Linked DNA regions of Mus musculus: region 2 is linked to region 1. A link is a contact called in ENCODE Hi-C or POLR2A ChIA-PET data. All regions are on one chromosome and are shown on one strand. The core of a region is the stretch at or near the end of the contact, and the rest is flanking DNA. Distances in the headings are between cores, read along the strand shown. Region 1 holds the start of Tdrd3 (tudor domain containing 3). Region 2 overlaps Tdrd3 (tudor domain containing 3).

Region 1 (4,055 bases), core at 1,308-3,807:
CAAAGAATATTTTGTTTAGAGTCAACAACCACCCCAGAGGGGAAATCTGGATGTCAGAACACTATGGAGTTATTCAAAGCTGTTCTCTAGTCTAAACTTTTCTTCACAGCACTCTTATCTGTTTAAACCTTTGAAATTCATGGAGCATGCTTAAGTCTCTAATTAAAGGCCTAGTACAAGCCACATCACTGAGGAGAGCCCATGCCTTCATTCCTTGGCACAAACTTTGGTGAACATGGGTCAGGATTCTAGAAAACTCCTACCCACCTTAGAGATGTAAGAACTTTAGCGATCCCAGCCTTTATCTGGACTCTTCAGAAGCAAAACAGATTGGTAGAAAGGAATATGTAAACCTAACTTGTAGTACAAAGTGGCAAATGATAAAATGTAACATTGCTGGAGATTTGTAACAATCTTACTAAAGGAGGAACCGGACTCTGCCTGGGCATTTGTGACTGACCGGGCCATTCCAAGGTCAACTCTTCCAAATGAATAAGACCCTATGATGCAATATATTTCTAAGTATCTAAGATACCACAGAAAAATAATATAGACTTCTCTGCCCTTAAGGAGTTAGTTATAAAAGTCCGGATAAAACAAATTTAGAATCTTCTGGGATCCTAATAAACTAACAAACCTTCTTATAGGATGCAGCCATGTTTCAGAATTTACGCAAAAGGCCATATGTGTAAATAAAGGGGTATCACTAGTTTATAAGAGTAAGACTCAGTGTAATGTAGAACTCAAATAGATGCTAAGTCTGGTGTGATCCAAACCTGCAATCCCATCATGAGTTCGAGGCCAGCCTGGGCTACATAAACTAAAATGAAGACAGACTTAAGCTTATTCTGGACAGCCTTGTTAAAAAAAAAAAATCAAGAAAATGAAAGGAGGCATCCCATTGAAAGAGGAAAATAAAACTGAATAAAGTGAAATTTTTAACTTACAATTTGCAGTAAATGGGGGGGGGGGCGGGGGGTGAGGAGGTCTGTACTTTATAAACAAATACTAAGTACACAGGACTGAACCAGCCTAGTTACATCAACATTTATTTCAACCACTTTCTAGCCAGGTCATGGGAGAAAGTTACTTAATTCTTTGCCTTCATCTTTACACCTGTGAGTAGGGCAGGAAAAAAAAAAGGCCTGTCAAGTCAATTAGCAAAGCATTCACAGCAGGGTTGCTTTGTCTCTGCCCTATTGGTCAAAACTTTAAGATCAAAGTAAAATTCCAACCCTTTAAGCACTGGCTTCCTCCTTCTTGGCTTTAATCCTCAAATACCTCCCTACTTCCAGTTACCTCTAGGATCTAGTGTCCTTTCTCCAAAATGAACACATTCCTAACTCTACATCTGCAAAGTCTTTCTTCACCATCTGCCAGAACCCACTTCTCTCCTTCAGTCATCAAGTGCTCGGTCTGTCCTTCACGCTTTGCTAACACTGCGATAGTTTTCTTGATCTCCCTTCTCACTAAAGTGTAGTTTCAGAAAGCTGGGACGAGTAATCTGTATTTCATCCTCACCCCTACCCATCAGCCCAGAAGGTACCTACGCCAGGCTGGGGAAAGCGACGCTGAATTAAACTGGATGTTTACAACTGGTGTGGCTGCAATTCCAGAAACTGCTTAATGTCAAGTAATTTGTCATTGCTTTCAGATCCCCAAAAGTCACGGCTGGAAAAGTATTTTTTAAAAAAAGATCAGACCAACACCATCCTTTCCAGAAAAGTTCCACGGGGCAGCCCCGGCACGAGTAGCCGGGACGGTCATTCTCTGCTTCGCGAGTTGAGCGTGCAGCAAGGGCAGCGGCGCTCCGGTCAGCGCGGTAGTTTGAAACGAGGGCAGCGGGCCGGCTCCGGCCGCCGCGCGGGGCTGGGCTCCGTGCTCCCGCCAACTTCCCGCAGGCCGCCGCCTCCCGCGTCCGCCGCAGCGACACCCTCCAGGGGCGGCGGCGCGCCGTGCTCGGCCCCGCGGGTGCTCCTGAGCGGCGCGGCTCGGGGCCTGGCCGCCGCCCGCTCCCCGGCCCCGAGGCCTCGCTCTCTCCCCGCGGGCCGCCGCCGCCGCTGCCGCCGGCGCGCCGCTCCCGGTCGCAGGCCGCCGCCCCTAGGGGAGCGGGGACGCTCGCCCAGCTCCGCGTGGCGCCGGGGGCGGAGCCGGCCCCGAGGGCCCCCGAGAGGACGGGGGCGGGTGGCCGTGGCCGCCTTCCTCGCCGCATCCCCGGCGCCCCTCTCCCGACCTTCCCCGGGGCCGGACCCGAGCCCGGGGCCGGGCGGCCGGCGCGACGCGGCACTTACCAACCCGCCTGGGACAACGCGGCGCCGGACACCTCGGCCATGGTTAGCTGTTCAGGCTCGGGGACGGCGGGGGTCTGAACTGAGGGTGGGGGACGGGCCTCCTACTGGAGACCCAGAAAAAAGAAAAAGAAGAAAGAGGGGGAAAAAAAGAAGAAAGAAAAGAAAAAGAAAAAAAAACTCCTCTGTTCGACTGTGCCACTGGGCATGCTCAGTGAGACGGGCGCTTCCGCGTGCGGGTTCCGCTCGCCGCGTTTTGTGAGCGGCCGCAGGGGCCGGCCCGGGCTGGGAGCGGCGAGCCGCCAAACGCGGCCTGGGCCGGGGATCGGACACGGCGCCGCGGGGGACGGCGCTAGGCTAGGCTGGTTGGCGCCGCTCCTGCTGCCGGGGACCGGGCTGCTTGGTCACTTTCTAAGTTGCACACACATGCGGGAGCCGCGCATCCCAGGGACTAGGCTGCCTCACGGGGCGGGACACGGACCCCCGCGGCCCGGGCGGCGGCGCATCGGGGATGATGCTACCACGGCCACGTTTGGGGCGGTGCAGCCCAGCCCATTCTGCACCCGAGCTGGCTGTTGTCACCAGGGCCCGCTCCATTCGCCCGGCCTTGCGGTCGGCCGAGGCTCAGAGACTGCGGCTCGCACCCCACTCTGGGTCCCCGCAGGCAGTTGGGTGAGCGCGACACCCTAACCCTGCACTTAAGGGAGTTGGCTTTGAAACTGGGCAACAGGGACAAGACTTTTTTTTCTTGTCACCCTCCTGCTGGGCGTAGCCCTAACCCAGCGTGGCCCAGCGACCTTGGCACCGGCACCTAACCGGGCTAGCACCGCCCTACGCCGTGCCCTTTGCCGCACGCGGGAGGACCGGGGTGCACGGCGTGTCCCCGACTGGGCACGCGCAGCGACGCCACCGAGCTGCGCCGGAACGCTCCTATCGTGATTGGGCAATCAGGAGTCACACAGCCCAATCAGAGAAGAGGTTTCTGGGTCGGGGCGGGCCTGTTGGTGCTCCTAAAAAGTTTACTCCAGAATCTGGGTCCTTCTCCTCCTGGGACGGTGGCGCGGAGGAGGAGAGTCGGGGGCAAGTTATTTCCCAGTGATTCTGCAGACTTACAGGCTATTTAAGAACTTATAGTCGATAAAATTTGCAGTGTAAATAAAGAAAACATCTAATAATAAAAAAATAACTTATATTCGGTCTGCAACCCGTCGCGGTGGCTGCTTCACCTTTACTGTCACCGTCACTGAGCCAGACTTCGGAGAGACTGCAAAATTGGCAGCTGCTCCTGAGACTTAAAAGCAACTTATTAGAGAAAGAAGGGTATTAAGCATCCAGAAGTTAACTGAAATCTCCATTTTCTCACTTTAGCTGTTCACAGTTCTAAAGTCACTATGCCTTCCTTGGGAAATATGCTATGATGTCTTTCTGAACACACATTTGCTCCTACGTATAATTAAATGTGTACAGCATGTTCAGAAACTGGAATAAATTTCTTTCCTAGTATTTGCAGTGGTAGAAAATGTTTTAAATCATCCATGAGCAGCAAGTGTGTTTATATGTACAAGCTGACCTGAACACAGAGGGGGAAAAAAATAAATAAAAGTAAATGGACAGCTCAGGTTAATTGCCAACTTTGTTATTAAATAGACCATAGCAAACATAACTTTTTTTTTTAAGATTTATTTATTTATTATATGTAAGTACACTGTAGTTGTCTTCAGATACACCAGAAGAGGGCATCAGATCTCATTACGGGTGGTTGTGAGC
Region 2 (4,248 bases), core at 204-2,703, 35 kb before region 1:
ATTTTTCTTCCCAAGGGAAGCATTGGTTATAAGATAAAAATCTCAGAGCAAGGGAGGTCCCAGCAACCTCACAACAACACAGTTGCTGCTTTTAGTTGCCTATTATACCGAGATAAGAGCTTTTCCTAAGGACATAATACACTTCAGTTGCAGGACACAGAAATCAAGCTGGAAATACAACTTTTTCTATGGTTCTATGGTTTCTATGGTTTACATATAGATGGCCCAAAGCTAGCTATATATATATATATATATATATGTGTGTGTGTGTGTGTGTGTGTGTGTGTGTGTGTGTATACATATGTATATATATATATACATATATATATATATATATATATATAAAAAGAGAGTGTGTGTGTGTGTGTTTAAAGTCCCTCTGAGTATAAGTCCTTGGTGGTAGTCTTAATTTAGTAAACTTCTCTCAATACAACATATATTTCATTTAATAATAAACTATCTTTAGAATTGCTTTTCTCAGTGTTAACTTTTTATGATTTATGTACAAATCGAAGATATTTTTGCTGCTATATTAATCTGTTATAATAATTTTCCTGCATACACATACATTCACAACACATTAAACATTAGTGTCTTTTACATCAAATTTTAGTTTGTTATAAAAATAGACACACTTAAAGTCAAAGAAATCATCATGAAAGTCATAGTACACAAAAGGCCTAACTTCAGAAAAATAGTCTGTAGCAGAAATAAGACAAATGTGCAAAAACTTATTTACAACTAACTAAACACTACAGAGTATCTATTATCCTGAAAAGCTAGTTAAGGAAATACAAAACAATATGGATACTTAAAATTAACAACCTGCTGGTCAACTTTAAGAATTTCAATGGCCAGAGTAAAAGTTCTAGGGGAAATCTTTTACAAAACTATATCTAAGGTAACATTTTAAAGCATTTAAAATTTGGAAACTAAAAATCAAAAGTTGTTGTTGTTAAGGACTGTCTTTGAAGAGCTGACCTAACAGGGATAATTATGAAGACTGCACTACCGGAAAAGACCACAAGATGGCAGCATCGATTCACTAGTAAAATACTGCATTGCTGCTGGAAAGCAAAGCCTCAAATAAACGTACTAAAGCAGGCTAGGACATTTCATTGTTGTTGTCGCTGTTGTTGCTGCCAGGAAATAAAGAGAAAATAAAATGAACTGTTGGAATTTCCGAATTTTTGTTTGATATAAAAATCAAGTTTAGAAGAAACTCCTTTAGTAGACATTCAAAGGTACAACTGATAAAACAAAAAACAGTCCATGAAAAGATACATTTGTTTACTTTGTTTCTACACTTATCCTTTGGAAATGCAGAAATTTATGAATACAGTGTGAGTGTGTGACTGTGTGTGTGTGAGTGTGTTGCATAAGTGCACGTGGGGTTCCAAGGTTGGCATGGGCACACTGTCCTCAAAGCCCACCATAATAGACAGGTACTGTGCTGAGCCTGGAGGCAGCTGCTCTGGTGCTAGCATGTCTGAATGCCAGGGTCACAGGCAGGCAGTCACATCTGCACTGCTTATGTCTGTCTGAGGAAGCCCAGCTCCGGTGCTCAGATCTGTACAGTGAGCACCTAATTGTGTTCTGATGTGTAGTAGCTACAAAGATGCTTTCTTTCTCTTTCTTTCTTTCTTTCTTTCTTTCTTTCTTTCTTTCTTTCTTTCTTTTTTGGGGGGGGGCATATTTTCTTTATTGACATTTCAAATGTTATCCCTTTTCCGGTCCTCCCCACCGCCCCCAGAAACCCCCTATGCTATTCCCCCTCCCCCTGCTTCTATGAGCGTGCTCCCCCACTCACCCACTCACTCCCACCTCCCCGCCCTGGCATTCCCATACAATGGGGCATCAAGCCTTCATAGGACCAAGGACCTCTCCTCCCACTGATATCCAACAAGGCCATCCCCTCCTACATAGACAACTGAAGTCATGGGTCCCACTATGTATACTCTTTGGTTGGTGGTTTAGTCCCTGGGAGCTCTGGGGGTCTGGTTGTTTGATATTGTTCTTCCTATGGGGCTGCAAGCTCCTTCAGTCCTCCTTTCTCTAGCTCCTCCATTGTGGACCCTGTGCTCAGTCCAATGGTTGGCTGTGAGCATCGACCTCTGTATTTATCAGGCTCTGGTAGAGCCTCTCTGATACAGCTAGCTGTATCAGGCTCCTGTCAGCAAGCACTTCTTGACATCTACAATAATGTCTGGGTTTGATGACTGGTGGGGCAGTCTCTAAACTGGTCATACCTTCAGTCTCTACTCCACACTTTTTCTACATATTTCCTCCCAAGATGATTTTGTTCTCCTTCTAAGAAGGATCAAAGTATCCACAATTTGGTCTTCCTTCTTGAGCGTCATTCGGTTTGTGAATTGCATTTTGAGTATTCAATGCAATCACCATCAAATTCCAACTCAATTCTTCATAGACTTAGAAAGAGCAATTTGTAAATTCATTTGGAGTAACAAAAAACCCAGGATAGTGAAAACTATTCTCAACAACAAAAGAAATTTGGGGGAATCACCATCCCTGACCTCAAGCTGTATTAAAGAGCAATAGTGATTAAAAAAAACCTGTATGGTATTGGGACAAAGACAGGCAGGTAGATCAATAGAGTAGAACTGAAGACCCAGATATGAGCCCACACACCTGCAGTCACTTGATCTTGACAAAGGAGCTTGAAGCATCAAGTAGAAAACAGACAGCAACAAATGGTGCTGGTTCAACGGGCAGTCAACATGTAGAAAAATGCAAGTTGATCTATTCTTATCTCCATATACAAAGCTTGATCAAGTCCAAGTGGATCAAGGACCTCCACATAAAACCAGAGGCACTGAAACTAATAGAAGAGAAATTGGGGAAAAGCCTCAAACACATGGGCACAGGGGAAATTTTCCTGAACAGAACACCAATGACTTATGCTCTAAGATCAAAAATAGACAAATGGGATCTCATAAAATGGCAAAGCTTCCGTAAAGCAAAGAATACTGTCAATAAGACAAAACGGCAACAGACTGGGGAAAGATCTTTAACAACCCTACATCCGATAGAGGGCTAATATCCAATATATATACAAAGAACTCAAGAAGTTAAGACTCCAGAGAACCAAATAACCCTATTAAAAAATGGGTACAGAGGTAAACAAAGAATTCTCAACTGAGGAATACTGAGTGGTTGAGAAGTACCTAAAGAAATGTTCAACATCCTTAGTCACCAAGGAGATTCAAATCAAAACAACCCTGAGATTCTACCTCACACAGGTCAGAATGGCTAAGATCAAAAACTCAGGTGACAGCACATGCTGCAGATACTGGAACACTCCTCCATTGCTGGTGGGATTGAAAGCTGGTACAACCACTCTGGAAATCAGTTTAGCGGTTTTTCAGAAAATTGGACAGAGTACTTCCTGAGGACTCAGCTATACCACTCCTGGGCATTTACCCAGAAGATGCTCCAACCGGTAAGAAGGACACATGCTCCACTATGTTCATAGCAGCCTTATTTATAATAGCCAGAAGCTGGAAAAAACCCAGATTCCCCTCAACAGAGGAATGGATACAGAAAATGTGGTACATTATACAATGGAGTACTACTCAGCTATTAAAAAGAATGAATTTATGAAATTCCTAGGGAAATGGATAGAACTAGAAAATATCCTGAGTGAGGTAACCCAGTGAAAAAAGAACACACATGGTATATACTCACTGACAAGTAGATATTAACAACAATGCTTTCAATATTGTTTCAATAATTGTTTCTCTCTGATACCAAAATAAAAATGACATTTGAAGACTAACTATAAAAGATAGGTAACAATACATCATAAAATCATTTCCCTATTTAAAATATTAAAATGCTTTCCATACCGAACCAACCCATGAAGATTCTAAGCCTGGAAGGTTTATTAGAACAGCTGAGCAAATAATAATTTTAAAATATATCCTATAGAAGAATACAAACTGATCCATTCCTATCTCCTTGTACTAAGGTCAAATCTAAGTGGATTAAGGATCTCCACATAAAACCAAAGACACTGAAACTTATTGAGGAGAAAGTAGGGAAAAGCCTCGAAGATAAGGGTACAGGGGAAAAATTCCTGAATAGAACAGCAATGGCTTGTGCTGTAAGATCGAGAATCGACCAATCATAAGATTGCAAAGCTTCTGCAAGGCAAAAGACACCGTCAATAAGACAAAAAGGCCACCAACAGATTGGGAAAGGATCTTTACCTATCCTAAATCAGATAGG

The links. Hi-C counts contacts between places; a loop is a spot of excess contacts on that map. ChIA-PET counts read pairs that join two places held with the same protein, here RNA polymerase II (POLR2A).
Region 2: a map of gastrocnemius shows a loop between it and region 1 (2.7-fold over the local background). The contact joins the enhancer-like site here to the promoter of Tdrd3 in region 1. A Hi-C loop is called at or near these places in 9 of 37 maps with a recorded cell type or tissue (adrenal gland, gastrocnemius, heart and 1 more). POLR2A ChIA-PET finds 5 or more read pairs at or near these places in 2 of 5 experiments (Patski and embryonic stem cell).

Annotation. Positions count from the first base shown.
Region 1 is chr14:87,415,085-87,419,139 of GRCm38, reverse strand. Tdrd3 (tudor domain containing 3) reads right to left here and starts at 2,557. Exons shown (of 14, transcript NM_172605.3): 1 at 2,292-2,557. The coding sequence starts at 2,332.
Region 2 is chr14:87,449,062-87,453,309 of GRCm38, reverse strand. All of the region lies in intron 1 of Tdrd3 (tudor domain containing 3), which reads right to left. Among named protein-coding and RNA genes, the nearest start is that of Tdrd3, 35 kb to the right of the region's middle. Within about 2 kb of position 1,453, at least 1 of the 3 ENCODE cell types and tissues checked has a DNase peak (open chromatin) inside an H3K27ac peak, as active enhancers do; it is gastrocnemius, where a contact is called at or near this core.